Regions from separate parts of the Homo sapiens genome. Here region 1 is linked to region 2. The links are chromatin contacts, found by Hi-C in ENCODE. All regions are on one chromosome and are shown on one strand. The core of a region is the stretch at or near the end of the contact, and the rest is flanking DNA. Distances in the headings are between cores, read along the strand shown.

What was found. A loop is a pair of places that touch in the nucleus more often than their neighbours do. Pooled maps may share reads with other maps.
Region 1: a map of PC-9 shows a loop between it and region 2 (2.4-fold over the local background). The contact joins two enhancer-like sites. A Hi-C loop is called at or near these places in 1 of 168 maps with a recorded cell type or tissue (PC-9) and 1 of 50 pooled maps.

What each region holds. Positions count from the first base shown.
Region 1 is chr15:95,555,957-95,559,469 of GRCh38, reverse strand. No RefSeq gene overlaps it. Among named protein-coding and RNA genes, the nearest start is that of LINC00924, 120 kb to the right of the region's middle. RefSeq lists an enhancer at 1,576-1,870. Within about 2 kb of position 1,774, at least 9 of the 41 ENCODE cell types and tissues checked have a DNase peak (open chromatin) inside an H3K27ac peak, as active enhancers do; they include PC-9, where a contact is called at or near this core.
Region 2 is chr15:95,874,016-95,877,585 of GRCh38, reverse strand. No RefSeq gene overlaps it. Among named protein-coding and RNA genes, the nearest start is that of LINC00924, 440 kb to the right of the region's middle. Within about 2 kb of position 2,250, at least 7 of the 41 ENCODE cell types and tissues checked have a DNase peak (open chromatin) inside an H3K27ac peak, as active enhancers do; they include PC-9, where a contact is called at or near this core.

The DNA of each region.
Region 1 (3,513 bases), core at 525-3,024, 320 kb after region 2:
ATTCTTTTCCTTATGCCCAAGCCTAACACTTCTCTGCCTGAAATATGAACTCCTCCCCTAAATTCCTACTTTTTCTTTGGAACCTAACTTTCCACTTGACTGGGTCTTCGAAATATCCATGGCTCTCCCCATTGTGATGCCATATAGCTCTTATCTACTGTATTGTAAATATTTCTTTACATGCTAATCAAACTTTAAGAAACTCAAGTAGGAGCTCATAACAAAAATAAGTATTACGTTTAGTTCTTCTTCCTTTTAATACCTGACACTAAGTCTGGAAGACAGCAGCTAATAAATAAATGCTAGCTGAATGAATGATGAAAAAATGAATAACCCTGAGTCAACCATCGTATCTTTAAGAAATTATTATAATAGTAACAACAAGGAGATGACTAATATAATTTTACTAAGTTTAGAAAGCCTTGGAAGGTTAAACTTCATGAGAGCAGTAGTCCTACCAAGTGTTTTATTATATTAGCAATTATCTTTTACATTCTAGTAAAATCCAGGCCTTTATTCATATTTTTCTCTGTGAAAGGTACAATCAATCAATTATGAAGGTGAAATTATGTTGATGCTGAGGCAGTATGGGGAACCCTAAATAGTTGGAGTACTCAAGTCACAGAAAATCATGAAAATGAAGCTCAAGTGATGGATTAGTGAAGACGATAAGTCCCTCAAATTTGAGTTGCAGCGATAAGGGAATTGAGGGGGAAAAAAAAGCTAAGTAGAAACTCACTTGAAAAATGCACTTAAGTCTTCATGATAAAATTTCAAACTTCTTTTATTACTATTCATTTTTATCTAAAAAATCATGTTAGCATTTAGTCCCAAATTTCCAAGCCTTGTGTTCGTCTTTCTCTGCGATGTTATCAGCTGGAAGGGAAAGCTGGCCGTGAAACTGTTATGTTAAGCACTTTTCCACAAGAACTTATTGCTTTAATAAGTAGGGAAAATGCTCTTAAAGAAAAAGAAATGTCATTCAAGATTCATTAGAGGGAAAAAAATAAAAAAGAAACCCATGTGATCCTCCATCGAATTCAGACTTCCTTACCATGGAATACTGAACATACATACCCTGAGGTCTTAACAAAGAGTAGGAGTAAACAGTTACTCATCACTAGAAAGAGAATTGTATATTCTCCGGGACAATGCACTAAGACAAGAGTACATAGACCAGTGTGTACACCAGGCAGTTATTGCCATGTCCCTGTAGACTGGGGATTCCAAGATAAACAATGCCTCACACAGGTAAGCACTCAATAAATATTTTTTGAAAGGATAGATGAACATTAGAAAGCAGTTTAATGCTCTTTAATAACTATAATCCCCCCTTGTAGATCAAACTCTCATCTTATATGAGCTTATGGCAGAAGCCACAATTACTTTTGCACCAACCTAATACATAGAATTAATTTATATCTATAAGAATTCACATATCAGCATAATCTACTGCCTTAGAACCTCATGCCTCTTTAGGAGTTGTTTTATTGCCATTGTCTTACGGTTTTTACCACTTTTGAAACCAATATGTATTAATAACAATAAAGTCACTTTATGACCTCAATGAAAAGATGTGGATTTTTTTTTTCTGACAAGGTGTTTTTTTCCTAATTAACCTTATTTTTAGAACTTGTTTTAAACACATGTGACTAGACATAATCAGCCTATGGTTAAAAATATAATACTATGATGAGTCATGTGGGTAGCAATGAAAGGGAAAAGAGATGACTCACTTTCCCAGCAGTGAGCATTCCTCTTGTCTTCCTGGTTTCTGGCCACCTCCCTCCACTGCCCCATAAAAACCCTGCCTTAGCTAAAGCTAGGCAATTTTTCTCACCTTCCCTCCGAACCTTGTGCTTAGACTACGAAGTTTGGACACTTTGGCATGAGGCTATTTTAAAGTCTGAATCCGATGTGGTAGGAAAAGCAGGTATAGAAACGGACCCCCTACATCCAGATTACATCTGCGAATGAAACCCAATAATGTTCTCAAGTTCAAAGCAATCGCCCACTCACCCGATGGTCTCTTTGGATGATTGAAAATGGCTTAAGCAAGTACATATGGGCTTAAAGAGCCACTCAAAATAACTGAAAAGCAGGTTGTCCACAGAGAAGCCATGTCACTTCGTTGACAAATAAGCGTGGGCTGAGCTGGCAAGGGGCTTCCCGGGGGCTCCTCACCCGCAGGGGGAGAGGAAACGTCGGGTGAGTGTGGGAATAATAAGTGAGCGCGGCGTCCTCTCTGGTTCTACTATTCTATAAATGTTATATTTGTTAGGCGAGCTCCCTCCCTGACCACCCCCCAAGCAGTTCATAGACAATAAAACACCAGGAATCCCTGAAGAGTGGTAAAATGCTGACATGATTTAAGAAGGAAGACTCTGATAAGAAGATAAAAACCTAATAAACAGAGTCTAGAGAACCTTGGTTCGTCTCAGCCGCTTGCCAGTGTAAGCAAAACCCTCCCAAGGAAAACAAAAGGAGCCTTAATGGTAAGGACATTCCACTCGCAGACCATCTGAAGGAGAAAGTTGAGGCCGTGACCTCTGCAGACTGCAGTTATGAGAGCTCGGACAAAAAAATATTTGATTTGGTTCAAGAAGCAAAATCAGTCACTGGATTTTTTAATATCTTTTTTCTTCAATAAAAAAATAATGTATTTTATGTGTGCTTGAGAGAGAGTTGTGTATACATGGTAAATATTTCTCCCACCCATGTAGTTTTTCTGTTTAGCTTGGTCTTAATTTCTTCTTGGATTTTAACCCCAGGAAAAGGTGGATTCACAGGCCCATTGATTTCCCTTTTTTAATTAACACAAGGCTCCCGAAAGCTCATCTGAAGTTTCACACATGAATCTGCAAATATGTAAAGACGTACATTCTCTCCAAGAACCAGAATGAGAATCTGCAAAGCTGTGAGTTTATTGTTGAAAATTTAGGGAATGCTAAAAGAATATATTAGCATCTTTGAAATCTAGAACAGAGAATTCCTTAGAAAATGCTTAAATGCACATAGGCTCCCAGGCTAGCTAAAAAAAAAAACCTACAAATGGTTGAAATTCTGAGCAATTCTGTTGCAACATCGATAGACATATGTAATAAGAGATATCTGTGAAGTTATTTGTGCTTTTGGTATTTAAAGAAAATTTGTAGAATTAGAGAAGAAGGAGGACAAAAGTTTTATAGAAATTTTCCAGAGCTCTTTTAGTACACTTACAAGAAGAGCTTCAATGGTTGTTGATGCTATTTTTCATTATGATTAGCTTAACTTAAAAAATGTATAGCTTGCCTTTTCCCAGATACAGATAAGGACTACATATGATAATCAAACGTAACTAGCTTTTCTAAAAATAAAATTTATTTATTTTCTCTAAGAGCAGAAAGAAAAGGGGGACAGAAGTATAAATGGGCAAGATCTGGAAGAAAATAGAGAAGAAATAATACCAGGTAGAGCAGAGGTCAGAACAAAATAGCCAAGGGTAGAAAGAACTGAGCAGTGTGGGACAACAGA
Region 2 (3,570 bases), core at 1,001-3,500:
GCCTGCCAACACACCTGGCTATTTTTTTTTTTTTTTGTATTTTTAGTAGAGATGGGGTTTCACCGTGTTAGCCAGGATGGTCTCGATCTCCTGACCTTGTGATCTGCCTGCCTCCGCCTCCCAAAGTGCTGGGATTACAGGCGTGAGCCACCACGCCCGGCCTAGTTTTCATAACTTTAGTTCTAACTTGTTTTTTCTCTTCTAGAACTGTATTATGGTATTTACCTTTGAGAAAAACCTCAACTTTGATCGGTCATATTAAATAGATGATTCTGCTTATATTTTAGGTGGGTGCCCCACGTGGATATGTGCTCCATATTTAACCTAACTTCTCAGCTTTACTGCATGCCAAGTTTCAAAAAAGCTTTCAGTTTTTAAGGATCCTGGAATAATCCTACATCTAAACCTACAGAGAGTCCTTTGGCTCAAAGCCCTAAAATATCTAATACCGTGCATCACTCTTACAAGGCCATTGATCTTTTAGAAACTGGAATACTTTGTTTTACCTCCCTTCTAACCCCAAGAATGGACGAACCAGGCAGAGCACACACTCACAATTTTATGGTGTCCCATTGTAGATGAAGCCCACGCAAAAAGGCCAAGAGAAGGGGAAATCTTCTTTTAATGCTGGGATAATTTGAAAGACAATGTGAATACTTTAGGCCTGAATTATCTGGTTGGGCTTTAGTGCCAATTAAGTTAACCCAATAAATTATTCTAGGGCTGATAATTTGCAGTGAACAAAGAGAAGCAGAGGGTGAAGATAAATACCTGAAGGATTCATTTACAAACTCAGTTAATAATGTTTTCTGTCCTAATTGCTCAGTTTGGCTATCTAAGTTGATCTATTTGCTGTGTAATTATATAATTGCTTAATTCTCCACTCCAGGTTGTTGAGAGGATTAAATGAAATAGTATATTTAAGGAATTAAGTAGTGCCGGTTCCACCTATTTATCTCTGGCCCATTCCCCCGCATTCTTAGTACAACCCACCAATGAATGGGTGGTCAGGTCTCTTGTGGGAAAAACTTGCATTACAGCATTTTCCAACCTTGCACCATTTTACTCCGTGCAAATTACACCATAATTAATTTGGCCAAAGGACAGTTACACAGATACAACTACAGGCCAGGATTACATCCTGAAAACCAAAGCTATAGAATGAACTCCCTGAGCATCCGTGAGTGAGAATGTCTAAAAGACTAGAACAAAGGGGGCTCACATTTTGTGGATGCATTATATGTGCTGTCTGATTTAGTCTTCACGAGAATTCTCTGAAGGTTAAATGAACAATTTTATAGAAGATGCTAAGATTCATTGAGGTTCAATAATGCTTCCCAAGTTGCGTAACTGTGAAGCGGTAGGAGTAAAACATTTGCCCACAGCCTTTATTCTTTCCAGTACACCGTGGGCCCTTCAGATGCAGTGCCATTCACCCAAGGGGCATAGCGTCTTATATTTCAACTTGAAAAAGATGCACATCATGGACAAAGATATATATTTGGCTAAATTTTATAGATTGGATAGCTTACTTTGGATTTAAATGATAGCAGCCAAAGATTCCATTGGTTTTTAAACTGGATTATTTTCTTTTCCTGTTTTGAAAAAATATAAACCAGTGAATTGAGAGCAATAGTTCTTATGGAAAGGTGTGTCAGCTTCAGATTACTCATTTGCTGTGCTTTATCCAGTGGGGTCCCACTTGTCCTCTTGGGGACACCCACGAAATCCTGTGTGACTGTAGTGACAGACAGTAGAAGACCTATAGAGAGGAGGGAAAAGGGAGTGAAAAAAAAAAAGGATTTGGTGTAGCTATTCCCCATATAAATATTAATGGAGAATTCTTTGGTCTTGAGCTGGAAAAATGGGTTTAATTTTTCTGTCATAATCCTCTTTGACTTGTGCCCTTGAGCAAGTCTCTCATCTCTCTTTATCTTGGTTTCATCAGCAGCAAAACAACACCAGCCAGGTCTACTAGGCTTCTTGTGAGATCAAATGGAAGGATCTATGTGAAAGGTCTTTGAAACATAAAAGCAAAGGGCACTGTGCAAACGTGAGGATTATTTGCAGTCAGTCTGTTCCATTTCTGTTGCCAGGCAAATCTTTGGATATTTGCCCCAACCACAACATCCTCATGACGGGCATGGTGCATGGTAGAAACCGGAAACAGGCCACTTTCACATTATTTTAAAATTTGTTATGAAATTTTGCCAAAACTTTATAAATACCAGCCAGGGCCATGGGGTGTTGTACCACATTCTTTCCACCTCATGAACCATTGTTTTTTGTTCTGAACTCGTAAGTTGAAATGCATTGAGTTGCAGTTGCTTAGCTGGGTCAGCTTGTGAAATGCCTGATATGTAATGCTTGATTCTAGCCAATTATCTTTAGTTCCTCTCTTTTATTAGTGTTAAATTTGAATTACAACGGGAAGGGTGGGAGTGGAGTGCGTACTATGCGCTAAACCTTTAAGGCAGTGAATTCATTTGTATTATTTTATTATGCCTCTTTATAGCCACCATTGGTTTCAGTCCTTTGTTGATTTTTAGAAGACTCCAAACTCATCTTTCCCTCTGTTTTGTTTTAAACCTGTTTCCTAAAAGCAAAAGATGAACTTTTCTGTTTCAAAGTGTGATAGAAAAAAAAAATAACAACTCACAACAATCTTAAACTTGTAGTTAACAAAATAAACTGCAGATAAAACCCCTGAAGGTCTTGGCAGCAAATGTTTCCCACTAAAATGGAACTCTGTGCACTCATAGTCTGAAACAAATTAGGAAGGAGGGGGAAAAATCAACAGCTCTGGGGTGAAACTGGGGTTGGTGCTGCCTCATCATTTTTAAACCAAAAATAAAACAAGCAAATTTTGTTTAACTGCAGGTCAAAATAAAAAAAAAATTAAAAAGTCCCTCATCTGTTCAGTGTAATTACTAACAGAGTGCAGTCTTACCAGCTGCAGGGTTCATGGATAAATGGAAAGAACCATAATTTTCTCTCCCTGGGGTTAAACCCCCAAACTTTAAGTCTGTTCCTCTACAGTATGCTTTTAATATACCATGAGAAGCCAAGTCAGAACATTTTTAGCGTATGTCTCTACTTTTTTTTAACCAGAATGAAATAATTATGTACACATAAGAGTTAAAGCTCTGCGGAAAAAAAAAAAATTCTTTCTCCAATGTCCTCAATTAGGACACTGTATCCCTTCCCTAATGATGACTGTATGGTCTCCAGGTTTTTGTCACCAAGAGATGGGCGGAATTGGCTGTACTTGAGATTTCTCAAATATTGCCAATTTCTTTTCAAATGTTCTTGTTTCATCACCACCAGAAAAAGTGTTTCCTTGTACATTTCACTTAATTTTAAGCCCGAGTGTATATTAAGAAAATTTGACCCATATGTTCCTGATTTATTTACACTTAACTCATTGAACTCTTCTTTTATTACTATTTTTAACATTTTTGGTGTCCAAAATACCCAGTGAATTTTTTTTTTTAAACCATCCTTAAGCCCTTATTTCATTTTATTTGCATAAAAATGTCTAATTTGAGCTGAAAGGAAATGGAATTTGAG